Regions from separate parts of the Homo sapiens genome. Here region 1 is linked to region 2. A link is an interaction called in ENCODE POLR2A ChIA-PET data of the cell type or tissue named here. Cell type or tissue: CD4-positive, alpha-beta T cell. All regions are shown on one strand. Each heading gives the region's core, and the rest is flanking DNA. Links, peaks and the distances in the headings are about the cores only. Region 1 has its middle 28 kb from the start of RASGRP1. Region 2 holds the start of LINC02694 (long intergenic non-protein coding RNA 2694).

The links. Peaks named below come from ENCODE experiments on the same cell type or tissue, not always from the same donor. Only the 100,000 strongest peaks of a DNase experiment are listed, where the experiment ranks them.
Region 1: POLR2A ChIA-PET joins it to region 2 with 5 read pairs; 2 of 35 experiments call an interaction of 5 or more read pairs at or near these places.

Annotation. Positions count from the first base shown.
Region 1 is chr15:38,585,100-38,600,144 of GRCh38, reverse strand. No RefSeq gene overlaps it. Among named protein-coding and RNA genes, the nearest start is that of RASGRP1, 28 kb to the right of the region's middle. RefSeq lists an enhancer at 5,626-6,825. In CD4-positive, alpha-beta T cell, for the core only: no CTCF peak of the experiment used is centred there; no DNase peak of the experiment used is centred there.
Region 2 is chr15:38,691,856-38,706,900 of GRCh38, reverse strand. LINC02694 (long intergenic non-protein coding RNA 2694) reads right to left here and starts at 10,303. Exons shown (of 2, transcript NR_160786.1): 1 at 10,162-10,303; 2 at 6,863-8,763. RefSeq lists an enhancer at 10,144-10,193. In CD4-positive, alpha-beta T cell, for the core only: CTCF peaks have their summits at 6,904 and 7,103 (motif pointing right); DNase peaks (open chromatin) are centred at 7,040 and 8,440; H3K4me3 peaks cover 1,124 bases; H3K27ac peaks cover 597 bases.

The DNA.
Region 1 (15,045 bases), core at 6,609-11,608, 110 kb after region 2:
ATATGCCACTCCAAAATATGCCTCTTTGGCATATTGATGATTTTGAGCTGGTTATTTTGAGAAACTGAAGACAAAGAAGTGGCTCTGAAAAGTTACCATTTTGTAAGAGAAATTTACATTTATAAAGAAAATCTCCATTTGTAAGTGTGTCTCCCTCTGCTAAATCACTAAAGATTGTTAACCAGTGGATGGAGAAGGCATGGACTTAAATCTGGATAACAAACCGTACCCTGTTTTAGGGTCCTTTCCCTGGCCATCTTGTCTTAACCAGGCTTTCCCCCACAACAAACACACACACCCTTCTTTCATAGAATGACTGTATTTAAGACTTAAATGCTTTCTTTGAGATCTACTCTAGAGATTTACCTATTTCTCTGGGTTTTCTCCCATGTATACATGAGGTATACATGTTCATAAACTTCTGTTTGTTTTTTTCTTGTTAATCTGTCTTTTGTTACAGGGAGTCCCAGTTAAGAAGAGTAGAGAGAAAATTATGTTTTCTCTCCTACATAGCTACTATTATTATTGTAAGAATTATACTTATTAAAGGAAGAGTGATGGTTTAACACAGCTTGTGAGAATTCAAATAATAGTGCACGTACTGGGTCTTAAACAGAGCCTGGTGTGTCATAAGTGCTCAGTAACTATCACCCTTATTATTATTGGCTTCTCTCCTATGATTTCCTTAAGATAGGAAGAGAGGGCTGGGCGTGGTGGCTCATGCCTGTAATCCCAGCACTTTGGGAGGCCGAGGTGAGTGGATCACCTGAGATCAGGAGTTAGAGACCAGCCTGGCCAACATAGTGAAACCCTGTCTCTACTAAAAATACAAAAATTAGCTAGGCATGGTGGCAGGCGCCTGTAATCCAGCTCAGGAGGCTGAGGCAGGAGAATCACTTGAACTCAGGAGGCGGAGGCTGCAGCGAGCCGAGATCATGCCATTGCACTGCAGCTTGGGCAACAAGAGAGAATATCTGTCAAAAACAAAAAAAGGAGAAAAGAAAAGATAGCAAGAGAGTTTAACAATTAATTGGGCAATCATGGGTATAATACTGAGGGGCAGTTGCCCCGTTACAATCTTAAGTCACTGGCCCATTACTCCCTCCCTTGGCCATTATCAGTCAAGTTCACTGCCCTTGAAGTTCTGCCCAGGTGCAGGTTTGGTGAGGACTGAGCTTGGCTGGTACAGAACTGTATGAGGCAAGTGCAAGAAAGGAAGGGAACTCAACCGTGTCTCTGTAACTATGCAGTATGTCATTCTAAAGTATTTTTCCTTTGGTTAGCTGTCAGTACAATTAAATGTGCATTTTAATACTTCTTCCCCTGATAAAAATCAGAAAGACATCTACTAAAACAGGGCATAGGCCTCTCAGGGAAGAAAAAGCTAGAACATCTTTCCTCCCATCCCCATTTTATCTTGTTCTTATATACCCCACCTCAAGCTTTCCTCCCAGACCTCCAAGTTGGTGACTTTCTTGGACTGGAACTAAATCCTGAGATCAATTCAGCACCACTTGCTGTGGCAAAGAAGAACTAGATTTCTTAAGCATTTAGTATAAATATCATCTTTTTAAAAGAGGATGACATTAAGAAGTGGTAACTACCAAACCAAAGCCTGTTATTTAAATAAAGAGCAAGTGTTACTTGTCATGAAGCTGAGTGTGTTGAAGTGTGCCCCAGCAATGAAAATCACTTTAGATAATCACTCTTCTTGCTTTTTAGAGAATTCATGAGACTCACCACGCATATCGAGGAGTTGGAAAGTCATTAAAAGTGGCTGAAGCATGGCATTTTTCAGCGCACCTTGCAGCACAGCTATTACACTGCCCTGGGGTAACACAGCTTGGTGAGCATATGAGTTTCTGAGACACTGCCTATTTATTAAACGAGTATTCATTCTATGATGCCCTGGGCACTAGAGGCCAGAGGGGATGTATAAGAAGATTTTGCTTTGGGCAGGGCACCATGGCTGATGCCTGTAATCCTAGCACTTTGGGAGGCTGAGGAGGGAAGACTGCTTGAGCTCAGGAGTTTGAGACCAGCCTGGGCAATACAGTGAGACCCTGTCTCTACCAAAAATTTAAAATTTAGACAGGTGTGGTGGTGTGCTCCTGTAGTCTCAGTTACTCTTGAGGCTGAGGTGGGAGCATAGAGGTCAAGCCTGCAGTGAGCCATGATTGCACCACTGCACTCCAGCCTGGGTGACAGACAGAGACCCGACCTCAGAAAAAAAAAAAAAAAGACTCTACTTTTTCTGGCCACTTGCTATCTGTTTAACTCTTGGAGTAAATACTGTAAATCTCTTTGAGGTTCAATTTTTCATCTGGAACACAGGGAGCAAAATAATTAACTACATTGGTTAGGATGCTTTTGTGGGGACTGTAAGTTACAGAAAAAGCATGACTCAAGAGCTTTAACACAATCATGGGACATCCCATTTTACATAACAGAAAGTGCTCAAGTATGAGCACAGGTATGCCAGGTAATTGGGGCCTGCATCTGTTCTCTAGGCTCTACCCCTCTCCCTCTGTGTTGGCTTCCTTTACAGCATGGCAATTCCAGGCAAATGTCCAAACACCGCAAGGTCCAGGGGAAGGAAGAAGGATGTCTTCCTGCATGCCTCATTTGTATCAGTGAGGAAACCTTCCCTGCTTCCCAACCAGGTACCAGACCAAGCTTCTCCTCCTACTTCATTAGCTGATACTATGTCACATGACCACCTCTGAACCAATCACTGGTAAGAGGTTACATGATTGGCTTAGACTATTCAGTACTTTCCCCTGGGCTGAGGAGAGAATCACCTTCCATGTCGACCAGGGGATAGGGAAGAAGACAAATACCTAAACGAGAGCAGGACTCTGCCAACAGGGATGGAGCAGTAGCTGGCTGGTGTGTAGGCACCCAATGCTGTCTCCTACACTGCCCACCGAACTCTTGTGATGAATAGATGAGACCATGAATGAAAATGGCCTACCACAGCGTCTGACTGTGAGGATAATAATAGCAGCTGACATTTTGGAGGATGTATAATGTGGTAGGCACTTTAGATGAGTTATCTAGTTTAATTAATACTCTGTGGGGTAGGAACCATTATCATGCTCATCTTTTTTTTTTATTTTTTTTTTATTTTACTTTAAGTTTTAGGGTACATGTACACAACGTGTAGGTTTGTTACATATGTATACATATGCCATGCTGGAGTGCTGCACCCATTAACTTGTCATTTACATTAGGTATATCTCCTAATGCTATCCCTCCCCCCTCCCCCCACCCAACAACAGGCCCCGGTGTGTGATGTTCCCCTTCCTGTGTCCATGTGTTCTCATTGTTCAATTCCCACCTATGAGTGAGAACATGCAGTGTTTGGTTTTTTGTCCTTGCGATAGTTTGCTGAGAATGATGATTTCCAGCTTCATCCATGTCCCTACAAAGGACATGAACTCATCATTTTTTATGGCTGCATAGTATTCCATGGTGTATATGTGCCACATTTTCTTAATCCAGTCTATCATTGTTGGACATTTGGGTTGGTTGCAAGTCTTTGCTATTGTGAATAGTGCCGCAATAAACATGTGTGCATGTGTCTTTATAGCAGCATGAATTATAATCCTTTAGGTATATACCCAGTAATGGGATGGCTGGGTCAAATGGTATTCCTAGTTCTAGATCCCTGAGGAATCGCCACACTGACTTCCACAATGGTTGAACTAGTTTCCCATCTCAGGTGCAGAGACACACATAGGCTCAAAATAAAGGGGTGGAGGAAGATCTACCAAGCAAATGGAAAACAAAAAAAGGCAGGGGTTGCAATCCTAGTCTCTGATAAAACAGATTTTAAACCAACAAAGATCAAAAGAGACAAAGAAGGCCATTACATAATGGTAAAGGGATCAATTCAGCAAGAAGAGCTAACTATCTTAAATATATATGCACCCAATACAGGAGCACCCAGATTCATAAAGCAAGTCCTTAGAGACCTACAAAGAGACTTAGACTCCCACACAATAATAATGGGAGACTTTAACACCCCACTGTCAACATTAGACAGATCAAGGAGATAGAAAGTTAACAAGGATAGCCAGGAATTGAACTCAGCTCTGCACCAAGTGGACCTAATAGACATTTGCATAACTCTCCATCCCAAATCAACAGAATATACATTCTTCTCAGCACCACACCGCACTTATTCCAAAACTGACCACATAGTTGGAAGTAAAGCTCTCCTCAGCAAATGTAAAAGAACAGAAATTATAACAAACTGTCTCTCAGACCACAGTGCAATCAAACTAGAACTCAGGATTAAGAAACTCACTCAAAACCGTTCAACTACATGGAAACTGAACAACCTGCTCCTGAATGACTACTGGGTACATAATGAAATGAAGGCAGAAATAAAGACGTTCTTTGAAACCAACGAGAACAAAGACACAACATACCAGAATCTCTGGGACATATCATGCTCATCTTATAGATGAGGACACTGAAGCACAGATGGGTTAAGCAACTTGACCAAGGCAGAGTCTACATTCAAACTCAGACCATCTGACTTCAAAGTCTGATTCCCAGGTACTCATTCTGTCAGATTTACTACACTGATGTTAGTCAAATGCATCACCTCATCCCTTCCCTAATTTCAAGAAATGTATGGGTTTTAGGTTCAATGGGATTAACACACAAGAAAAACGAGAACAATATGAGAGAGCAGCTAGTGACACTCTCAATGGCATCACAGAGGAGGGAAAAGATCAATGCACTGAGCATAGGGAAAGACAACACAGGGGACATCAGGAAGGCCACCGACAGGGCCTGGGCTTGGGGCAGGTGTGAGTGTAGGGAGGCAATGAAGGGTACCCCAGACTGGTGTGGCAGCTTGTAGTTTCCAGGAATAAAAAGCTACTTTTATATGATCTGGGCAAAGGGAAGCAGTTTTGGTATCCACTAGTTAGAGAAGTGACAAAGCATTGCAGAGGTCCAGCCACATTCAGTTTTAGGAGAGAGACTGTGAAGGCTGCTTCACTCATGAAACCATGGGCTCTTGTGCTGCATTGCAATGGACTTCATGAGTCATACAACTTTGTGCAAGGGAAGCCCAATTCCATCAGTAAACTCTTAATGATCCTAATAGCCTTATACCTACTGCCCGTTCGTTCGGTCTGTAGTGTTATGAACTGCAAAAAGAAGTTTAATCTTGGTGGACAAGGCCTAGAATCCCCCTCCCACTCCCAAATCATGTCAAAACCTCCTTCTGCAGATTTGGATTGGATGAAGTTTGGTGCTAGAGTTCGAACTCAAGGTACCAACGCACATATCCTCATTTCTCACATCTCCTTAGCTCCCTAAAGATTATATTCCCAGGCCTGCTCTATGGGTGCCCACATCTTCCAAATGACTCTGGAGATGTGGACCTAAACTTCACATTCTTGTGAAAAGTGTCCTGGGTTTCCCAGTCAAAGACTTTAGAATACTGGACACTAGATGGTATTTCCTGAGGAATATGACTTGAGGAAGGAAGAGGGTTTCTCTTTACATCTTACACCATTTCCTATAGCACCAACTTTCATGCCAAGAAAGGACCTCCAAGGACATGCTCTGGGCAGGGTTTGGGGTCATATTTTTTTCCTACATTGATGTGTCTGAATCAAACTAATGTCCCTATCCTATTTAAAGACTTGTCTGTTGACAGGTTTTGGTTCTTGTTCAGCATCATTTACTTAAAGTTACTTCCCAGATTTCTTTGCTTTCTAACATTTAGGCATTAGGTACCTTTCTACGTTAATAAAACAGAACTAAGTTGGGAAAGGATGTTCTTTGGAGTCAGAGATGGATTCCAAATCACAGCATTGTCAATCACTGCTGGGTGCCTGTGGACCCAGGACTGAACTTCTGAGGCAAAGTTCTTGTGTGCCAGACAGCACAAGGCTCCCATCTTAACAGGGTTAAAAAAATAAGTATAAGGAAGGCATCTAGATCATTGTCTGGCACATAATTTATGTTTTAAGTGTTAGTTTCTCATTCGTCCGCCCCCCATCCTTTTCTCTTTAGAGAAAGCAGGGAAATATTCAAAATTGTAAAAGCAAAAGAGCGTTTTGTAGTTGTCATGATGCCTGATGATGCCACTAAGTTACTGTGTGACCTGGGGTGAGTCCTTTACCTTGTCTTGTTTCCATTTTCTCATCTACAAAAAGAAGAGCTTTCATATTCTCAAAACTACCCATATATTTTAAATTACATTTTTTAATTACATAATGTCTACATTCCCCAAGTTCTGAGTCATAAAAATTCCCGAAATTCATCGCCATGTCCAGGCTCCTGGGTCATCTCCCACCACTGGGTGTGGTCCAGTTTCTTCCGTTTCAAGTTTACCCACTGGAGCCCTCCTGCTTTTGATGTGTTGTCAAATGGCTGCTATCTAAGATTAACAAGTACTTACTGACCACTTAGGAAGGGGCAGTGGCAGGGATCCAGTGATAGGGATCTCCAAAGGACCCAGTGGCCAGACCTGTCTAGACGGCCAGCAGTTCAGTAAAAGTGACTGATAGCAAACACAGGTGGAAAAGAATGTAAGGTCACCTTGCCCTGTGATTTGCAAACTATGTGCCTCTGAGACCTGGATGTCCCTTAGAGCCCCTGGCAGCAGAAAGGGAGGGAAGGCAGAAGAAAACGGGCCCAGCCCCACTCCACCAGAGTGTGTTCACCTCTGATCCATTTATTTCCTGGGTTTCTGCAGAAGTTTCTGCTAGAAGAGTCTACTGACAAAAAGGGGAAAAAAAAGTCTTGAAAGCTACCCACTTTAATCTTACCCTTTCATTTTACATATAAGGAAACTGTCCTTTACACTTCAAAAGCCTCAGAATAATTCCTGTCCTCTTTAGATCCAACAATTCCACTTTCAGGTAAGTTAGTCCTAAGAAAATAATTATGGATTTGTGAATGTTTCAAGAATGTTCATCACACAATGCTTTACAGTAGAGAAAAAAATAATGGAAGCACCAGCAAGAAAGAGGAGTAGTTGAATAAATCTTTTTTTTTTTTTTTTTTTTTTTTTTGAGATGGAGTCTCACTCTATCGCCCAGGCTGGAGTGCAATGGCGCGATCTTGGCTCACTGCAAGCTCTGCCTCCCAGGTTCACGCCATTCTCCTGCCTCAGCCTCCCAAGTAGCTGGGACTACAGGCGCCCGCCACCTTTCCCGGCTAATTTTTTTGTATTTTTAGTAGAGACGGGGCTTCACTGGGTTAGCCAGGATGGTCTCAATCTGACCTCGTGATCCACCCGCCTGAATAAATCTTACATCCCCAAACATGGAAAACTGGGAGGTCTCCTATATTACAGATGAAAAGTACTTGTATGGAAAAAATGTTCATAATATATTGCTAAGTGGAACACAGGAACACAGACACATGCAGGTGTATTTGTTTTGCCTCTAACATCTCCATCTGTGTCATAGAACAGTCTCTAAAGGGACATCATTGTGTCCTGGCAGTCTGGCAGTCTCTAAAGGGACATCACTGTGCTGATAATGGTCTGCCATTGCCCTATGGCATCACCCATTCTTTCTCTCCTGCATGACCTCTTCACTGCCACAGCAAGACATCCATGCTACGCTGCCACGTCTGGATGCCCCAGTGCTTCCATTCCTAGTACATCAGAATTCTGCTGGGGTTTTGACAAAAACAGATAACTGTGAGCCACATTTTTTCTTGATCTTAAAACAGCCATGCTCATACTCAGAGCTGCACAGTCTTTCTTAAATGGTTCCATCCATTTCTGGCCATCAACCCCTATCCAGCAGGTGTCAAGTCCAGTTTGTCACCAAGAATTGGAATAGACACCCCGGAACCTTTCATTCTGCTTTCTGCTTCCACTTTCTCTGCCTTCTGTAACAGTAGAAGGTTCATTGCCTGATGCATGTGGCAAGTCAATATGCCGAGACACTAGGTCACAGCAGAGAAAGAGATTTAATCTTAGGGTCACCAAATAAGGATGTTGACAAAAAGAGTCAAACTCTGTAAAATATATGAAGAGATTTATTCTGAGCCAAATATGGGTGACCAATGGCCGGTGACACAGCCCTCAGAAGATCCTGAGAACATGTGTCCAGTGTAGTCAGACTACAACTTGGCTTTATACATTTTAGGGAGACATAAGACGTCAATCAATACATGTAAGATGTACGTTGGTTTGGCCCGGAAAGGCAGGACAACCAGAAGTTGGGGGGCAACTTCCAAGTCAGAGGTGGATTCAAAGATTTTCTAATTGGCATTTGGTTGAAAGTGTTAAGTTATTGTCTAAATACCTAGAATCAATAGAAGGGAATGTCCAGGTTAAGATAAGGGGTTGTGGAGACCATGGTTCCCATTATTCAGAGGAAACCTCCAGGTAGCAGACTGCAGAGAGAATAGATCGTCAATGTTTCTTATCAGACTTAAAGTCTGCTCTATTCATCATTCCAAAAGGGAGGAGGGTAGAATGAGACATGTCCAGCTTCCCCTTCCCATCACAGCGGGAACTGGTTTTTCAGGTTAATTTCAGAACTCCAGTGGCCGAGTGGAGGGGTCCATCCAGATGGTTGGGGGGCTTCGAATTTTATTTTTAGTTTACAAGGAGATGAGAAGAAACCTCAAATCCATCTCCCTGAGGAATTCAGGGTTAGGGTTTTGGAGTGGGCCAAAGTGTGGAGATCATTGATTATTTGAAGAGTGCAGGGGGAAGTCATGGGATGGGAAGATGAAGAAGCTGTATTCTCACACTGATCTCCTTCCTCTGTGTGGTCTTCAAACTGGTTGCTGGAATTTGGGGGTCTGAAAAACATCTTCCTTCATATCATAGCGCATACACCTGCACACATGCACACACTTACGAACACATAAAAACACATGCTCATAAACAGACCCACACATGAGAACAACACACCTAAATCCCAATGGTTCTTAGATTGCACTCAAAAAGTTGTGGTCCAATCAGTCACCCCAAGCCTCACAATCTTATGATATCTAGTTAAATTTCTCAAGTTTGGGCCAATTGGTATAAAGAAGCCCAGTGCCAGGTATTTTTGTTTGTTTGTTTGTTTTTAAAGTCTGACTTATAGAATATCTTTAAGGATACAGAATTTTGTATTGGTATTCTTATTTCTCAACTTCACAGGACATACATTAATTGAAGATTCTTTTAGAATGCTACCCATCTACTTTGCTAAACTTATCTGTAATTAGTACCCAGCCCCAGCATTTTAAAAGTTATGTGAATCTTCAAAGGTAGTCTTCTTCTTAGCAGGTTAACAATTTGCTCCCACAATCATATGCTTAGGCTTAATAAACCCTTTCTTCATACATATATTTAAAAAACAGAAGCTTCATCTCATACCTCTGGAATTACTAATCTCTAAAACTACTGAGTGTGGATTAGTGACATTTTACTGTGTCACTTATCTAATTGAAGAGCATAGAGCTCAGTCAAAATTAAGCAAAGATGGACCCTGATCCCTTTCCAGGCCATACCCTTTTTGGAACTAGTTTAGGGGTGTCCTGGCTGAGGCAGCTTCAGAGAAGATGGAAGGAGAGAGGCAGTAGACCTCTGAGATCAGCCAGCCCCTCCAGAAATCCGCTATATTTATGATCAACATTCTTATGATTTTGTTTTCTTGACAAAACAAGCTATTAAATTCAGAAGATATTTGACATTTATATTCATAGTAAAAATATAAGTATATTTTCGGTTCATATTTCCAAGTCTCAGATTAAAAAACAAAGGTGAGATATCCAAGGCCAACACTGAAATTCTTAGGGATCAAGCTGGCATTTGCCTCCCTAAACCACCAGACCAGGTGCAGCACAGAACAAGGGTTGCAGTGGGGATAACTTCCAGGATATAGAAAATGTTGGTAACCTTTTTTTTTTTTTTTTTTTTTGAGACAGACTTTCACTCTTGTTGCACAAGCTGGAGTGCAATGGCATGATCTCGGCTCACTGCAACCCCCACCTCCCGGGTTCAAGAGATTCTCCTGCCTCAGCCTCCTGAGTAGCTGGGATTACAGGTGTGCACCACCACACCTGGCTAATTTTTTGTATTTTTAGTAGAAACAGGGTTTCACCATGTTAGCCAGGCTGGTCTTGAACTTATGACCTCAGGTGATCTGCCCGTCTCGGCCTCCCAAAATGCTGGGATTACAGGCGTGAGCCACCGTGCCCAGCCGGTAACCATGTTTTTTTAAAAGTACGTGGCCTTTTGCCCTTTTTAATGAAACAAAATAACTCAGCACGGAGGGATCATGCAAAAATCAAACTGTATAATGTGAATCAGTTCTGGGAAGGCCAGTCGGACTTTTCACATAATACCTGCTAGGAACCAGGAAACAGAAAAGGGATGAAGAAAGGCAAAGACAAATGCTTTACCACCTGTGATGTAATCTTTTCAAGAAAAACTAGATACTCTTTTGGTCAGAAGGCCAAGCTGGAGTTTGGAGACGTGATGCAACTCTCAATTTGTTAGTGACTCACCCTGCAGCACTTATCTCCGTGCCTTGGGGAGGACTCTTGTGAGTAATGAACAATGAACAGGAAGGGAAAGTCCTCTGTGAATTAAGAAAAATTAGGCACCTGTCTACTAAAGTATCAGGAAAAATGTAGGAAGATTTGGGATTTCTCACCCCTTGGCCCTGAAAGCCTGGAACTGTGTTGTTCCAGACAGTCAGTTATAAAGGCTCATGCTAGTATGTTTCCAGGGGTCTCTCAGGCCCCTCGCCTCCTGCAGGTACCCAGTTCATCTTTAGATGTCTTTGGGTTCCTCGGTGGTCTCAGAGAGCTAAGCCTTCCCAGCTGCACCCAGGACGGGGTTAACTTCAGTGCCAGAGTTGATAAGACCCTGCCTGGCCTCCAGATCAGTGCTGAGATCTGAGTTAAACCTCCTTAAGAAACAACTAGACCTCAACAGCTTTCAAAAGGAGTAAAAAGAAAGAAAATGAAAGAAGGAATCTGGTACACTGGCAACCATTTCCCTGAGTTCTGTTCCCTGTTGGAATGATATGACTGCTTTCTGTTAGATATGTATCTGTAACTACAGCCATACTCCTCAGGAAAGACAAGGTGAGAATAAGTGCAAACGGCAGGAAAGGGTTACTTCTTTCTTACCCTTCTGGATGGACTGATGAGTAATGAGCACTAAGTACCTTCAGATGGTGGCTGACCTGCCAATCAAAGTGCAATACTGCCTGGATTCCAGACAGAACAGTTTCATGTGCATTCTCCCTGCAAAATGAGCAACTTTGGTTCAGTGAGGGGTGAAACTCTGAATACAAGGGACTGAAAGGACTTTTGTTTTAGACAATCTTTTGAAACCTTCATTTTCTGTAGCTCTCGTCCTATTCATGTCACTCAACAATGACTTACTGTTCAGAAAGAGCTGCATCTGCCAAAAACGTTGGGCCTTGAGATTGTGATTCAAAAGCCACCCCTGATTCTCAGAAACCTATCCTAGGTTTGGGATATCTGCTAAACTTTACTAAAGTTACGGCAAACAAAATATTAAGTTGTCCATCTCATACAACTCATCACTCGCTGCCTCCAAGTCAATAGGGCAAAAATACAGCTTTTAGCAGAGAAAAGAATCCTTCACTAAAGGAAGAAGTCAGGGGGGCCGGTGGGTGGAGGGCAGGGTGGACAGAGTTAAACGATTTTTCAGGAAGCTGGACCTTTCCTGCTTTAGCAGAGCTAGAAACTAGGTAAGTCATCCCGCTTGCCTGCGTTTCCTTGTATTTCATCTCTAGCCCAGTCTGTTTTACAGGCATCCTTGGATAGTTTACCATACACCCCTTCTTTTGTATACGCCTGTGTTTGTAAGGACAGGATTTCGTATGTACTCTTAGGATGGCAGAGGTGCCAGGCATCCACATTAAATGAAGATAAAATGAAAAGTGGTACTCCAATGTTCTGGAAGAATAAAAGGAAAATTCAGACACTAGTGGAATAGCAACGAATACAAGTTCGTGTCACTTGTGAGTCTTTCAAAGGGGCTGGAGACCAGGGAGAAAAGTGGCACCACTGAGCCAGAGAACTTCCTAGCATATGATTTCCCCTTTGCTGAGAGCAAGGCAAATTGAGGGATCCTTCATTTCAGTGCTCAGATCTGTAGCAGAAGCTGCAAGCAGGCTGGGTAGAACAACAAGGTAGAAAGATACTGAGAACACTGGGTGTCTGGAGTATTCCAGGACAGGATGGTGTAGGGTGGGAGCTTGAGGGACTGGGCAAAATAATCCCCAAAAGAGAAAAGACCATATCAGTCTTAATTTTCCCTAATTTAACCAGGTCTGAGCAAATGTCTGAATTTATGTCTGCATTGCAGAAAAATATTCACAGCTGTTGAAAGTAGATTTTGAGACTGGAGCACAGTTCCATTAATAGTTCAGTCATGAGAATAAAAGGTAAAATAAAAAGCTAAGAGTCTTGTTACAAAAACAAATTAATAAATAAAACTTCTGGGTTTGTAGTTAGAAAGACCTAAGGAATCATGATTGAATCACTTGATTTTATAATTCCCCATTTCTTAAAGGGAAGGCCCAAAGCCCTCAGAAAAGGAATCATGGAGAAGAGATTGTAGCAAGAACCACACTTCCGTCCCAAAACACTCGCATATATAAACACGCACACACACACAAAGTATGGTACCTGGCACGTGAGAACTGGTATCATAGGGGAACGTGGCCTCCACCAACATATTTAATAGCACATTGGCAACATTTGTACTTTCACTTTTCAAATAACTTGAAACTGAAAACTTAGGGTAAGGCCAGAAGTTTTAAGTCAGTGACTTCTCTTTCCCCAACCAATGGCTAAGTCACTTTAGGACAATTCTCACTTGAGGTGGGCCAAGGAGCAGCTTGTCACTAGACCAAAATTCTGACCCCATGACGCTCAGGTTTGTAACTTGTAGTTGATAGGACAGCTAAAAGGTTAGCACTTCCTTAGAGCATCAACAATATAGTTAGAGTTGGTTATTTACCATCTTTACCTCACCCAGCTCCTCATAATGGGTAATAACCAGCTAGCTGAACTGTTTAGGGTACAAAATCTATTATGTTATATTATGGGTAGGCAGTGTAGCAAAGTGGTGATAAGCTTGAGCTCCAGCATCACACTGACTTGAAACCTAGCTCACGGGTGTGTTCTTGGATGAGTTACTTAACCTTTCTAAGCCTTAAGTTCCTCATCTATAAAGCAAGAACAAATAACAATGGTAATTCATCACAAAGTTTGTTTGTGAGGATAAAGTGAAATGTATTCTTACTTTTTTTAATATACTTTAAGTTCTAGGGTACATGTGCACAATGTGCAGGTTTGTTTCATATGTATACATGTGCCATGTCGGTGTGCTGCACCCATTAACTCGTCATTTACATTAGGTATATCTCCTAATGCTATCACTCCCCCCTCCTCCCACCCCATAACAGGCCCCAGTGTGTGATGTTCCCCACCCTGTGTCCAAGTGTTCTCATTGTTCAATTCCCACCTATGAGTGAGAACATGCGGAGTTTTGTTTTCTGTCCTTGAGATAGTTTGCCCAGAATGATGGTTTCCAGCTTCATCCATGTCCCTACAAAGGACATGAACTCATCCTGTCTTATGGCTGCATAGTATTCCATGGTGTATATGTGCCACATTTCCTTCATCCAGTCTATCATTGATGGACATTTCGGTTGGTTCCAAGTCTTTGCTATTGTGAATAGTGCCACAATAAACATACGTGTGAATGTGTCTTTATAGCAGCATGATTTATAATCCTTTGGGTATATACCCAGTAATGGGATTGCTGGGTCAAATGGTATTTCTAGTTCTAGATCCTTGAGGAATTGCCACACTGTCTTCCACAATGGTTGAACCAGTTTACAGTCCCAAACAATAGTGTAAAAGTGTTCCTATTTCCCCACATCCTCTCCAGCACCTGTTGCTTCCTGACTTTTTAATGATCGCCATTCTAACTGGTGTGAGATGATATCTCACTGAGGTTTTAATTTGCATTTCTCTGATGGCCAATGATGAGGAGCATTTTTTCATGTGTCTGTTGGTTGCATAAATATCTTCTTTTGAGAAGTGTCTGTTCATATCCTTTGCCTACTTTTTGATGGGGTTGTTCGATTTTTTCTTGTAAATTTGTTTAAGTTCTTTGTAGATTCTGGATATTAGCCCTTGGTCAGATGGGTAGATTGTAAAAATTTTCTCCCATTCTGTAGGTTGCCTGTTCATTCTGATGGTAGTTTCTTTTACTGTGCAGAAGCTCTTTAGTTTAATTAGATCCCATTTGTCAATTTTGGCTTTTGTTGCCATTGCTTTTGGTGTTTTAGACATGAAGTCCTTGCCCATGCCTATGTCCTGAATGGTATTGCCTAGGTTTTCTTCTAGGGTTTTTATGGTTTTAGGTCTAACATTTAAGTCTTTAATCCATCTTGAATTCATTTTTGTATAAGGTGTAAGGAAGGGATCCAGTTTCAGCTTTCTACCTATGGCTAGCCAGTTTTCCCAGCACCATTTATTAAACAGGGAATCCTTTCCCCATTTCTTGTTTTTGTCAGGTTTGTGAAAGATCGGATGGTTGTAGATGTGTGGTATTATTCCTGAGGACTCTGTTCTGTTCCCTTGGTCTATATCTCTGTTTTGGTACCAGTACCATGCTGTTTTGATTACTGTAGCCTTGTAGTATAGTTTGAAGTCAGGTAGCGTGATGCCTCCAGCTTTGTTCTTTTAGCTTAGGACTGTCTTGGCAATGCAAGCAATTTTTTGGTTCCATATGAACTTTAAAGTAGTTTTTTCCAATTCTGTGAAGAAAGTCATTGGTAGCTTGATGGGGATGCCATTGAATCTATAAATTACCTTGGGCAGTATGGCCATTTTCACGACATTGATTCTTCCTATCCATGAGCATGGAATGTCCTTCCATTTGTTTGTGTCCTCTTTTATCTCATTGAGCAGTGGTTTGTAGTTCTGCTTGAAGAAGTCCTTCACATCCCTTGTAAGTTGGATTCCTAGGTATTTTATTCTCTTTGAAGCAATTGTGAATGG
Region 2 (15,045 bases), core at 3,989-8,988:
GATCACAGCTGTACCTTATTGAAAGAGGAAAACAATCAAATCCTTGCCAGTCTCTCACTGCTTACAAGAGGTGTGGCTTCAGTTCCAGGTCATCAAAGGTAAGCATTTTTTACTACAAAAGTTTGTTTACAGTTAAAATGTTCTCTTTTGGGTACATCATTGCCAAATGAAGAAATAGCCCAATTTACATAGTCAGTCCTCCATATCCATGGGTTTCACATCTGAGGATTCAGCCAACAGCAGATCAAAAATATTCCAAAAAAAATGATTAGGAACAACAATACAATATTAAAATTAAAAAATCAATATAGTGTTAACTGTTCACATAGTATTTACATTGTATTAGGTATTATAAGTAATCTAGAGATAATTTAAAATATATGGGAGGATTGTGTAGCTAGATGAAAATATGTCATTTTCTATTAGGGACTTGTACATCCTCAAATTTTTGTAACCTTGGGGCAGGCGGTATGCTGAAACCCACCCTCTAGAATACAAAGATTGCCGTATAATCCATGATTGCTTTCTTTCCAAAACCTTTCTATATGAACTATGAAAGTCAGGATCATTTTAATGTTAACTAAACTCTGAACCCAGGAAGAAATTTGTCTTGGATAATGGGGAATGGGGTGCATACCGTTACACAAAGGAGGAACCCCTTGCAGGCTCAAGAACTCTCTGGATGACTTGGGAATGTAAATTGTGGCAGTGGGCTAGCAAGTTTCTAGTGGAGAAAGACTGGAGGCTGGAAGCTTAATTAGATGCATTTGCAGCAAATCTGGATGTGAATTAATAATGCCAAAGCTAAGACGGGACTTGAAAGCATGTTTTCTTCAGGGTGACTCATTAATCTCATTTCCAGGAAAAGGATCCCTGTATAGTCCCTTAGTCGAAATTAGTCTGTCCCCACCCTTTGTCTTTTTCTCGCTCTCACATCCCTCATCAGAGTCCACATATGACATGTTAAAGCTGACTGATGCTATCCCAACTCCCAGTGCCCCCCATGCACTGGGGAACAAGTCTGCACCCTCAACCTCCCAAGCCCTGAAACACCTAGAATTGGATTTTGTCCACAATGGAAGCTCATAAACGTTAGCTGAATTCTTGAAAGAAGTTGCCGACCTGTTTGGTTAAGGAGCAAGAATGTGTTGCTACTTGGATTAAAACAAGCACTTTGTTTTAAATAACAAAAACTACGGTCCCTAATGACAGATTATACAGAGCTAGAGAGCAGCTGTTGTCACCAGTGCCTTCAAGAATCCTTTCAGCTGTGATTCCTCAGCCGTGACTGAGGGAGGACTGTGAGCCGGGTCGGTCTTCCCAGAAATACCTTCTCACCTGGTCAGGGATTACAGGATGCACGATAGCCTCTAGATTTCCCACCATCTGCCTGAAATCTTCACCACTTCACCTTCTGACTACAACAAAAGGCAGGGATGTGCATCGGTGGCAGTTCTGTGAGGGTCCCAGAAGGAAAGAAACCGATTCTAAGATAGAAAATGGAAACCATGGCCTCCTGAAAGCTAAAATGCCCTGACAGTCCAAGCAGCTCATCTGATAGGTGATCTATTCAAACTTTGTGACTTTTACTCATGCTGGTAGGAAGGACGAGAGCAGGAGGACCACCACTACACTGACGGAATACAGAAGGGGGCATAACAGATAAAGAATTTTCATTACGAGAATTTTTAGAACCAAATATACAATGTTTTGTTTGCCTGTCAATAAGAATGTTTTCATTGTAATTTACATATGTACTGCCAGTCAATTTAACAAATCATTTTCACTGTATTCCTTTTACTCCAGAATCTCTGCTAAACTGGAAGCATTTTACTTCAGTCCCGTTAATCAATCATTAAGCACCTACTCTGAGCACCTACTAATTATCATTCATGCTGGGTACCACAGCTTAAAAAAAAAAAAAAAAAAAAAAAAAAAAAAAAAAAGCAGGTAAGCTGATTCGATTCCAAAGGGCCTTTACCTGTAACTGAGACACGGACTTATGAAATTAACAGTGAGTCAAACACACCACACAAACTTCCTGTGTGATGCAGTCAAAACAGGACAGTATAAATAGACGTTTCAGGTACTTACATTAAAAGATAATTTTAAGTCATTCATTTCAAAATAATCTCATTATAAGTTCATACTTAGGAATGCCCTATCCGACAACAAGCCTGATGGATCTAAAAATTTGATTTATGTCAGCTATAAATTAGGGAGAGGTAGCTCTGCTTGTAAAATAATTTTTTCCTTCTAAAAGAGGATTTCTCACAGCTCCTTTGGAATTGACAACTCGTGGTATGAATTGAGAGCAAGTTTTGGTGATAAGAGCACACACCCCGAGCCGGACAGCCAGGCTCAATACGAGCTCTGCTAGGTTCTCGCTGTGCGACTTTAGGCAAGTGATTCAACATCTCTGCACTTCAGGGTCCTCATTTGTAAAAAGAGGATGACAGTGCCTCCCCATAGAGGGGTTACAAAGATTAGATGAGTTCCTGTAATTAAAGACCTTGGCACCATTCCTGGCCCTCATCTGCTGTGGAAAGTGGGGCATGGCACTGCCAGGCCCAGGTGCATAGGAAACACCTGGGCAGGGAACAAATCTGGTACTAGATAGAACTCTTTTTTTCCCCCAGAGAACTCGTACAGGTTTGCCTGTCTTTCTGAAAAGCAACTAGAAGTTATTCTTTTGGGATATGGAGGAAGACATCACAAATGCCATTATTTAGCTATGTATTTTCCCCTTTTTATCTCAATTCTTAAAACAGAACGACTTTCTCTTTGACATCAAATTGATAACAGGCTCTTCCCACCCACTTCAGAGTCAATTCTAGCCAGCTAGAAAAAGGAATCCACAGCAAGGAAATCACAGTTCTGATTAGATGCCAGCTTCTTCCCATCAGGTATGAGATAATGATTGAATCAGACTGGATGGATGGATAAAGTTGCTCCTGGATTGATGCTGAATGATAGTTATATCTAATCTCTGTGCATAGAAAAGCCAAGCCAGCCAGGCAAAGTGGCTCACGCCTGTAATTCTAGCACTTTGGGAGGCCAAGGCGGGTGGATCACCTGAGGTCAGGAGTTCAAAACCAGCCTGGCCAACATGGTGAAATCCTGTCTCTACTAAAAATACAAAAATTAGCCAGGCGTGGTGGTGGCGCCTGTAATCCCAGCTACTCGGGAGGCTGAGGCAGGAGAATGGCTTGAACCTGGGAGGCAGAGGTTGCAGTAAGCTGAGATCTTGCCATTGCACTCCAGCCTGGGCGACAGAGGGAGACTCCATTAAAAAAAAAGAAAAGAAAAGCCTACTGACATTAGCAGTATTATATGGTCGAAAAATAGCCATCATAATAATTTACATTGGTCTCATTTTTATTGAAATGAGGCCATGCAAAGCCACATGTAAAGATGAATTCAGCAAAAACCCAAACCGAATGAAATACTGGTTCAGAGAATATTCTTATGTTGTGATTGTGTCATGCCTAACAGAATTTAAAAATAATGGTCTAAGTAATTCTAAGTGGTTTCACATAAATAATTGTGGATAGAGTCCAAAATAGGTATTTTCATAGATTTTTCTGAATATTAGTTCAAGTTCAATTTATTCTGGATTTTGATTTCAGTCTCTGGTGCTTGTAACTTTTATTTTATACATCTTATCCCAGTAAGTTGTCCTTGAAAAAAATAGTAAGAGCCTTGTCACCTACCCTTTAAAATGTTTTCAAATATAAAAATATAGAAAGTTGTACAGGTCATAAACATACAAGTCAATTTTCACAAACTGAATACAACTGTGTAATTAGCACCCAGGTTAAGAAACAGAACTCAGCAGCACCTCAGAACCCACTTCATGCCTCATCTCCCAAAAGCAACCTCTATCCTGACCCTTAACTACATAGTTCAGTGCATCGGTTGGCTCTTGCTGCAGAACAAACAATCACAAAACTTCAATATTTTATCATTCACTCACGGGGGTGGTTGTGTAGGCAAGTTGGTTCATCTTGGCTGGGCTCTTGCCAGGTCTGTCCCACAGGCCTTGGCCAATGGATGAAATGAGTACTCAGACACAGGTATGCAGTATAAAAGCAGCTAGGTGACTGGCTGGCTCTAACGGCCAGACAGCAGCCTGGAGAAGCTGGAGCTGCTTGCTTTTATTCAGCTCAGGCACAATGCCAAAAACCTGGAGCCAACACAACCTGTAGGTAATTAACATTTATTGTTCTCCTTCCAGAGAAAGTCAGGTGTGTGGATGATCAAAGGTCAGTTCCTGGTCAACATAAGTAAACAAGCCTGTTTAAGATAAATTCCCCTACACTCCTTTGTACTTACTCCTTGCCCTCTGCCTCAGGGTTATAGAACAGCTGCTTTCAGCTATTCTCTCCTGGGGCTCTGCAGGAGCTTCCAACCTTTCAGAAGGTTTGCATCCTTTCCCTATAATTTTTCCCACCACTGTGACTGATCCCCCACAGACTTTCTCTTGCACCTTGGGGGTTGGGGGACAGCTCGCCTCCAGCAGGCTAGCCAGGCATGGCCATGGTGATAGCAGAGAATAAGAGAACAAACAGAAATATGCAGGCATCCTCTTTATTCAAGATAGGATCTGACAGAGCCAGGATTAGAGTGAGGCTAGTAGAGTGAGGCTAGTAAATTGAGTTATGCAAGTGCAGGGTCAGCTCCTGTCTTTATCGAAATTTTGTTCACAATGGATTTTCTTGCATTAATTTTGATTTTTCAAAAACATTGCATTCAATATTATTTTTCTTGATTACTGAGGATTTTGGTGCCTCCTTAATTTTAAGGCTGGGGCAGTTGCCTTCATTGCCTCACCATAGTCCTGACCCTGCTGGGGAAATACACTCCACATCTTCAGTGAAAGGAGCTGCAGTCATATGGCAAAGGGCATGGATTTTAAGAGATGAAGAGTTAGAGCTGCTAGTACAATCAATCTACCACAATTAATTTTGGCCATTTTTTACACTGGGCGCAGTGACTGATGCCTGTAATCCCAGCACTTTGGGAGGCTGAGGCAGGAGGATCACTTGAGTGCAGGAGTTTGAGACCAGCCTGGGCTATACAGGGAGATCCCATCTGTACAAAAAGTTTTTTTTTAAATATTAGGTGGGTGTGATAGCATGCTCCTATAGTCCCAGCTACTCAGAAGGCTGAGGTAGGAAGATCCTTCAGCCTGGGAATTTGAGGCTGCAGTGAGCTGTGATTATGCCACTGTACTCCACCCTGGGTGACAGAGCAAGACCTTGTTTGGGGCCCTTTTTTTGTTTTATATAAGTGGAATTGGACAATGTGTATTCTCTTGAGTCTGGCATCTTTTTCTTAATGTAATATTTGTGAAATACATCCAGAGTGTTGTGTGTAATTGTAAATCATTCATTTTCATTGCTATACAGAATCCTGTTGTACAAAGACACCACCGGGTTGAAAGGCATTCGGATAGTCACCATTTACGGCTATGAATACCATTGTGTTGAACAATCTAGTATAAATCTCTATTAAATATATATGCATTTTTGTTGGACATGTACATAGGAATGGAATTGCTGGGTCCGAGGGTGTGTGTACATTCAGTTTTAATTGTTGCCAGTTTCCCAACAATTCGTTTAGCTTTATTAAAGTTCTTGGTATGTAGTAGTATCAGTCTTCCAGTTTTGTTCTTTTTTAAGATAGTCTGGCTATTTTTGGCTCCACATTTCTAAATAAATTTTAGAAATAGCTTCTCAATTTCCACAAAAGAAAAAACCTGCTGGGATCTTTACTGTGCTAGTTTTGAATTTGTAGACTAATTTGGGAAGAACTGACATCTTTTCAATATACCTCCATGTCATCTTAAATTTTTCTCCATGTCTCATACCTTTGTATATCTACTTTGAATAAGACAGGTAGCCAATAAATATATAAAATAGGTGGTTAATTAATGCATTACAAGGCTTTAGACTTAATGATATTTTTTCAGCCACACTACTCACCTGCTATGGTTCAAATGTCCTCACCAAAACTGTTGTTGAAATTTAATTGCCGTTGTTACAGTTTTGGGAGATGGGGCCTGTAAGAGGTGATGAGGTCCTGAGGGCTCTGCCTTTGTGAATAGACTCATGCTGTCATCACAGAAGTGAGTGAGCGATCTTGGGAGTCTGGCCCCCTTTTCCTCCCTCCCTCCCTCTCTGTCTCTGTCTCTCTTTCTCACACTCCCTCTCTTGCCCTTCTGCCTCCCTGCCATGGAATGACCCTTCCTGGAGGACAGCACCATGCTCTTGGACTTCCCAGCCTCCAAAACCATACACTAAATAAATTTCTCTTCATTATAAATTACCCACTCTGTAGTATTCTGTTACAGCAACAGGAAACCTACTAAGACAACCTCTTCCAGACACCTGAACTCATTCTTCTCTTCCATTCCCCTAGGCCTTGCACATGCTCTTCCTTAGTCAGGTAGAATTCCCTCCCTGCCCTCTCTCCCTCCTGCCTGACTAAATCTAGTCTTCCTTGACAAGTCTATTCAAATGTCACTGCTCTGCAGAGTTACCAATTCCTCTTTGTTTTCTCCCACTGCATTTCTTCACCTGATTTTAAGTTGCCATGTTGTATTAGAATGAGCTGCTCGGGTATCCACTAAACACTTGGTTGCCTACCAGAACCAGCCCAGCACTAAGTAGATTTGTGTTGGATAAATGAAAATGACCATTCCGCTTTTTGCTGGGCTGTTTGGTTTAGGTGTTTTTGTTGGGCTGTTTGTTAGTTGATTTGTTTTGTCTTTGTAGGACTTCATTTGAATTGAAATTTAGTCAAAGAAAGAAAAATTGTGTTCCAGTTTGGCAAAGGAGTACATGTCTATCTGATTTTTGCTTCATTATTTATTTTGATTTGAAAATATGTCTTTATATTAAACCTCTTTACAATATGGATTTGAAGCAGATAAATTGTTTGGTCTGATTCACATCACAGCTTCTGAGTTAGCTTAGAAGAAAACCATCAACTGATGTTTCCGGTAACCAGCAGCAAGAGAGCTCATGAAAAGGCAGGCACACCTCCAGTGACCACTAGGTGGCAGTTTCACTCTCAATATGACCAGATTGACAATGTCCATCCAAGAAGTCTGGGGCAGGTAAGTTGGAGCACAAGACCAAGCTTAACTAGGCCTGTGGGTGGAAAAATGAAGACCCAAACTCAGCCCTGAAGAAAATGGAGTTATGGAAAAAACAGCACATGGAAAATGTAAAGGAATGCCACTAGACATTATTTCACTGAAAGGTTAGCTAAGTTAACCACAGCCACAAAATCAGTAGAGAAAAGACGTGCCGGACCCGAGACAGGCCAGACAGTGTTGAAAGGCAAAGGAGTCTCCAGTCCACCCTCCATGGCTGGAGCCCAGACCCCTGGGGAAAGGCAGGATGGTTGCAGGCTGGTCATTGCTGAGCCCCTGGTAATGTGCCGAGTGACCAACTTCAGGTGTCTCTCCGCCAAGACTGCTTGGTTCTCCTCTTCTGAGTGACCCCAGAAGGAACCCCTGAGAGACACTGCTTAGTCTTTCTAGTTCCCATTCCAAAGTTGGATAAGGGACTTTTCAAGCTTAAAGTGGGAACGAGGGGCAGGGCTTATCTCCACAGGAAGCCAAGGTGGCTCCTATCATAGCAAATCAAGATACTTCATGGGTACACCCACAACAGGCCAGCCAGGGCCCCTGAGGAAATTATGTGGACTATTAACCTTAAGGAGGCTGCAGGCCAAAAGCATCAACCGACTTCTATCAGGAGTGTATTTTTTTTTTTATGATGCAGAATAGGGAATAGGGAAACTATCCTGGAATAGGGAAACTGAGGCCCAGAGCAAGCCAGGGATGAAACAATTCCATCCCCCGTGACTGAGAAGAGAGCCTTCAGGTAGGCTTGAGGAAACAAAAGCCCTGAGGAAGCTGTCTTGGCAATGTCCAGGTTATTACACTATAACATCCACTCATACGTTTGTGGTAGGGCTTCAACTTTTACACACGAATAACCTGAGTGATCGAATTACCTGTTCTCTTCTCTTTCTCTGCTACCAACCCCAGAAAGACTGCAAAGAATAGACACTTGAGTCTAAACCAAACTGCTAGGCTCAAAGAACACTGCACCAGCTATGAGGTAATAACCACCATGGGTTACAGGATCTGTGAACGGGATAAGCTCCTTTACTTCCCCCCGGCTGGAGTGTGAGTTATAAAACAGACTAACAAGGAGAGGGAGAGACAAGTTTTCAGGAAGAGCTGGTAAGAAGGCACCTGCAGCTTCTCCCCAACATCTTACACACCACACCGACATCAACCTCCTAGTTTGACATCCCTGTAACTAGGCCTTGACATCAAGGCCTAGTTTGGGTGGGGAAAGTAACCCCCAGAGGATCTGAGAGGAGAGATTGGCATGCTCTCCTCCTGGTGGACTTTCCCAAGTAGCAGCCCCCACAGACACATCTGTCACTGGGTCGCAGGAAGACAGGAAGTGGTGAACGGCGGGGCACAGTTAGGTAGGAGGGGCTGGAAGCCACTTCTGGGCTTCTCTTGGAGTCAAACTTTGTAATGCAGGAGATCCATGCATTTCCTTGGACCCAGCATTGTCTGAAGACATGAGCTGGAGCTTGTATCAACTTGCCAGCCCCAAAAGGACTCTTGGAGAAGAGAAGGGAAGCATCTTCTCCCAGATTCCAATCCCTGAGCTCTTGTTGGTGGCCCTGGGTTAGATGTTCACTTGCTCTGAGCCTCAGCTTTCCTCCCTGTAAAATGGGGATAACATTACCTAATTCATATAGTTGTTAGAATTAAATGAAATAAAATTCATCAAGTTTCTTGTACAGAATAGATGACTAATGAATGGGATGGGTCTGGAGCACCTGCCTGGGATGGAGCCACTGACTGACTATGAAGGAGCAGAGAGTTCTACGTGCTTCCTAAAAACGCCAGCTTCTAGCAACACCTATGCCAGGGGACATCAGCAAAAAAGTAAACCCAGGGGTGCCAAGAAGCACTTGAGACCAGAGTAAGGATGCCCTCCCCGTCACTGGCACACAGCTAACCATGGAAAAGGACTTCTCTATGACTGCCAGCCACCAAGGAAATTAGGGACACCAGAGGCAAGAAAATTATGTTCAGTTACAAAATACATTCCATTTTATAGCCATTTCTATTATCGGTTGCTACTATAATAAATTACCAAAACTTTAGCAGCTTAAAACACACACTATCATTTAGTTCTATGGGCCAGAAGTCCTATGGGTCTCATAGGACTAAAATCAACGTCTCGGCAGGACAGCGTTCCTTGGTGGCAGCTCTGGGGGTGCATCACTATCTTTGCTCATTCTGGTCTTGACAGTTCCGTGGGACTGTAAGACTGAGGTCCTTGCTGGTTGCTAACTGGGGCCACCCTGAACTCCTAGAAGACATTTGCTCTGTCCTTACATAGAGTCCCTACCTCTCAGAACCAGCCACAGGGCATGGAATCCTTCTCTCATGGCCCTCTCTTTGACTCCAATTCCCCTAGCTGCATTTCTGTCTCTGACTGCACCCAGGGAAGCCTGTCTGCTTTTTAGGATTAGATTAGGCCCATTCGGATAATCCAGGATAATCTCTTTATCTCAAGATCCTTAATGTTAACCACACTTGCAAAATCCTGTTTGCTATTAAGATAACATATTTACAGTTTCTAGGAATGAGAATGTAAACATCTTTGGGTTGGGGGAGTGGGCATCTTTCTGTCTATCAAACTATTCACCAGGCATTTATTTACTATCTTAATGGCCAAGTACAGTGCTATGTGCTGAATTGATGTTGGTATAAGGGGCATGGGGCAGGGGAGAAAGTCTAGGATGGGTGATGCCCCCCACTGGGATATCTGACTTAGAGCTTTGCAGTACTCCAGGGGATGCTGTTGACATAAAATACAATGTAGATTGTAACTCTCACCTCTCACTCCCTTAACCCTCTTGACTCCCCAGTCCTTGCCCCTGACTTATACAGGCTGGAGGTGTCTGAATAAGGTCATTCCAGTTCTCTGGGAGGCAGGAGCTAAGCTCACCAGGGGACTGAGATCCAGGTTCAGCCATAGCAGAAACTGAGAACCCTGCTAGATCCAGGTTCAGCCATAGCAGAAAAAAACAGAGCAAGGTGGGACTTACAGCCATCCAAACAGACGCCTGGAGACAGATGCTGCTCCTGCCCTTAGCCTTGCTTCCTGGCCTGGTTTCATGGTTCCTCCGGGGACTAGAGAGGGAAATGCCCAGGTCCTCTTGGGCCCCTTGTAGCTCCATATCAGAACAGAAAACCTGTCACTAACTGAAGTCCCTTCCGGCTGAGGTACCCCGGCCTATATTTTGCAGCTCCAGGGCTCATCAGAGCCACCAATTTGCTGATGGGTTCTCAACCACAAGGATGGTGAGTCAGCACAGTGGTTGACTCTCAGCAGAGAGGATGCAGCCTTCAGCAGAGCTCCTGGTGGGGCAGCCTCCTGATCAGCCTGTGCTGTGGTCCTGCCCCTGCATTTCTTCCAGTCCTGGACGTCCCTGGCCTGGCTGGCACCCTAGTCGCACACCCAAGAAGCAGTTCAGCTTGCTGAGCACAGTGTTTCCCAAAACTGTGGCATAAGAGGTGAAGGATAGACCAGGGAGGAAGTCTTCAGCCCAGTCTGACAAACACAGGCCAACGTTTGGCCAACAGCAACTCAGGCTCTTTGCTCTAGGCCAAACTTGAAACATTAGTGTGCTGGTAGGTGTTCTGCCTTCCCTCCCTCTGCTCTAGAATTCAGATCTGGAAGCCAGGTCCTGACAGCTGGGATCCAGATGCAGTCCCCATCACAGCATCACATTCTGGCCAACCAGGCTTCCAGTGGCAGGAGCTGCCACCAGGAATGGGCACCAGTCCTCTCTCAGTTAAAAAGCCTTTGCTTCACACCACAAAACCCAAAGTGCCAGCTGTGGTGACAACCACTGCTCCTACCACTTAAAATTTGCTGGCAAGGGAGACTTTTAGAGAATGATTCCCCCACAAATATAGCATTCCTTTTTTTAATCTTTCCTGTACCCCTCTTAGGGCTAAGTTACTGATGATAGCCCTGCGTGATACAGAGCAAGCTGGCAGCAAGGAGGAAAATTGTCAGCAGTGACAAGCTCCAGATGACAGTTATGTGGCTTGGAAGGCAAGTCTTACTCTAAAGAGATCCTGCCCCCATCCCAGCTCTGGATTACTTGGTCTGATAGGTTTTACAGGGTATGACCCCAGTTTTCTGTTTAAGGACATTGGCCTCCAGATATGACTAGGAGGGAGTTTTCCTCTAATATCTTTCCGCAAAGATCACCATGACAATGACCAGAATAATAAATATCTATAATCACATGCAATCTTTAGCTTTAGTAATAGAGTGTGACAGAGAACTCTGCTGCTGCTGCTGCTGCTGCTGCTGCTGCTGCTGATAGTGATGGCGATGATAAGGAAGACACAAGATAATCTGACCTTCCTCAGCCTCTGATGGCTGATTACAGGTAGATGTGGCTTCTGAAGCAAAGTTACATAATTCACCTCTTGTTCCTGATCCACTTTTAGCAAAACTTCCGTGGAAAGGACCTTGTACCTTCTTGAAGTATCCAACATGCTGTCATCTTTATGTTTTCCTACCAAGTTCCCACATTTCTGCCTCAGTGGGTTCTACAGTCTGAACCCCAGAAACAATTTCATAGTTCAAACATCTGGCATGCTATTACATCAAAGGGATTGCAGATTCCCAACCTGGAATGGAAGAATCCTTGACTCCCCGCACCCGCCCCCCAATTCTGCTCTACCTCAAAACTGCCTACATCATCTCAACCACCCAAGTTTTGGGAAACGGGTGAATTCCCTCTTCCTTTTCATTGAGACTAGCCCAGGTCATAGACCCAATCTCTTTACTGGGGACTTAGGCTAATAATTTCGAGTACACAAAATCAATAGCAAAAATAAAGTCCCACGTTGCAGAACATCCTCAACTGAGGAGAGAGCTCATTGGTTGAGAGTGTTTGTAGTATCATGCACTGCCCAGGAATGCAGAGAACACGTAGTTCTGTTAGCTCTTATTGATTGAGAGTGGAAGACAGCTCTTGGAATGTAGGGAAAAACTTCTACGGATGTCATGGAAATAAAGATTCATGTTTTTTAAATAATGGAATCACAATGAATCAGACCAGAGTGACATTAAACTGGATGTCCCTGTCCTTAAAGTTGAAGGTGAGATCCTTTCAGGCAAGCAGGCAATGCTGTCACTGGGAGACTCTCATGAGTTCTGGGAAGACAAGGCTCCCAGTATAGAACATCTGGTAACTTCCCAACTGTTACACTATCTTTTAGGAACCATTAACATAAGTGTCCAGTCATGTCCTGGAATTGGCCTAAGTTCCATGTGTGCTCTTAAAATGAACTTGGACCCTACTCTACTCCAGCCCACCAGCCTTCTCACTGTTCTTCCAACACCCCAAGTTTGTTTCTACCTTGGAGGCCTTACCCACTGTTGCCTCTGTCTGAAACATTCCTCCTTCAGCTTCTTTGTGGCTGAGCCCCTCTCACTGTTCAGGCCTCAGTTCAAATGTCTCCCCTCAGAGGTGCTGATGCCTGATGCCCCCTCTGAGGTAGCCCACCCACCCCAAGGGTTCACTATCCCACTTTCCCCTCTTATTTTCTTATCATTGTCTGACATGATCTTAGGTCTGGTTTGCTTATTGTCTACTGTCTTCTGTCACCCTACACAAGTGTGAGCTCCGTGGGAGCAGGGCCCTTGCCAGTCTTGTTCACTGCTGTGTTCTCAAGGTTCAGATGGTATCTGGCACATGGTGGGCAGCCAATGGAGTATGGAAACACATATTCAGTCATACATGTTTGATGGGCTGGGAATCCCCAGAGGAGGTCAAATTGGAGAGAGAAAGAGAGAAAACTGGACTCTAGGGGAAAATCCCAAGGGGACAAGGGCTCTGATGGAGAGGGCCGGACCAGGCAGCCAGGCTCGAGTCTCCGACGTACATGGCTGTGTTATGTCATTCCCTCCCCACCCAGGAAAAAAGAACACTGATGTGTAAAATAACTAGGGCCGTGCAAGCCTGTGATAGAAACTCCTTGAAGAAATCTTATTTTCAGAGAGCCTCCATGAAAACCTCTGGGAACCAAGACACTGGGTGCCAGCCCCAAGAGTAACTATTAGGGAGTCCAGGACAAGAGGCCCACAAAAGCTGCCTGGTTTTCCTCCCATTGCTGGATAGTGAGATATAAAGCCAGCTGGAGATGAAGGGGATCAAACTTTATTATATATTTACTTACTTATTTGGACATGTCAGTGTTTGTTTGTTTATTGTATATATTTAATAATGCACAACGTGATGTTTTGATATACATAGTGAAATAATTACTAGAGTCAAGCCAATTAACATATCATCATCTCACAGAGTTACCTTTTTTAGGGTGTGTGGTAAGAACACCTAAAATCTGCTCTCTAAGCGAATTTCCAGTACAGATGGTCCTTGACTTAATGATGGTTTGACTTAAGATGTTTCAGCATTATGACAATGTGGAAGAGATACACATTCAGCATGCTTCTTGACTTACAATAAGGTTATGTTAGAGAAGCATCTGTATATAATATAATATTATATCGTCCTTGTGCTGTGCATTAGATTTCAAGGCTTATTCATCCTATGTAACTGCAGTTTTGTACCCTTTGACCTACATCTCCCCCTGGTCCCTTTGGTAACTGCCAGTCTACTCTCTGTTTTGATTATTTTTAGATTCCTCATATAAAAGAGATCATATGATATTTGTTGTTCTGTGTCTGGTACATTTCACTTAACGTAATGTCCTCCAGGTTAATCCATGTTGTCACAACTGGCAGGATTTCTTCCTTTTTAAGGCTAAATAATATTCCATTGTGTGTGTCACACACACACACACACACGCACACCACATTTTCTTTATCCAGTCATCTGTCAATGGACACATTGTTTTCATATCTCAACTACTGTGAATAATGCTGCTTTAGAAGCACAGTAAGAAGTCACCCGGAACCTTCTCCCTGCCACCACCCAACCCCAAGGCCTTGTCCTAAGTCAGGAAGAGGGAAGCCTGAGAAGAGAAAAAAAAAAAAAAAAAAGGGAAAGACAAAATGGTATCTCTGTGAGCTTTGGCGATTGAGAAACAGCTAAGACTGGAATTCTCCCTGACCCATTCCTGAGTTTTCTGAGCTTGCAACCCCTGCAGGCATGCCTTGCAAGTCACATATTATAATTCCTATTTTCCAGGCAAAAGATTAAAGACTCAAAGTACAGTTGACTGGTTATAGAAATGTGCTTGTCTGACTGCTGGATTACCATCCCTCTGGACCTCCTGCCAGTATTAGAACCCTAATTTTTAAAGGCACCAGGTGGGCCATGCTCAGGGGAGGCTGAGCTGCTTGCTGCCAATGTAAGGGAATCATGATTAAACTATGCCAGTGATCTGAGCACTGGCTGCCCATTAGAACCATCCCAGTCTAGTTAAACCAGCTTATCTGGAGTAAGTCTAGGCCTCAGTAGTTTTATAAAGCTCCCCAGTGATTCAAAAGTGCAGCCAGGACGGGGATGGGCCAACCTAAACTACTCATGATAATTTCCATTCTCATTAGCATGGAGGGAGAGTGTTCTGCAGGGTTCTGGGAAAGCAAAATTCCTTTCTTTGAAACACAAACATATTGTGTTGATGAAACAGGCTGTGCTGCACCCTGAGGTGATGCCTAGAACTGTGGACACCATCTGGAGAACAAAAGCCAGCACACTAAAGTCGGCAGGGGAAAAAGAAGGGGAAAGCCCGGCTACTTAAGATATTATTGGACCGAGCTCACGCCGGTAATCCCAGCACTTTTGGAGGCTGAGGCAGGCAGATTGCCTGAGGTCAGGAACTCAAGATCAGCCTAGCCAACATGGTGAAACCCCATCTCTACTAAAAAAAAAAAAATACAAAAATTAGCCATGCATGGTAGCAGGCACCTGTAATCCCAGCTAGCCAGGAGGCTGAGG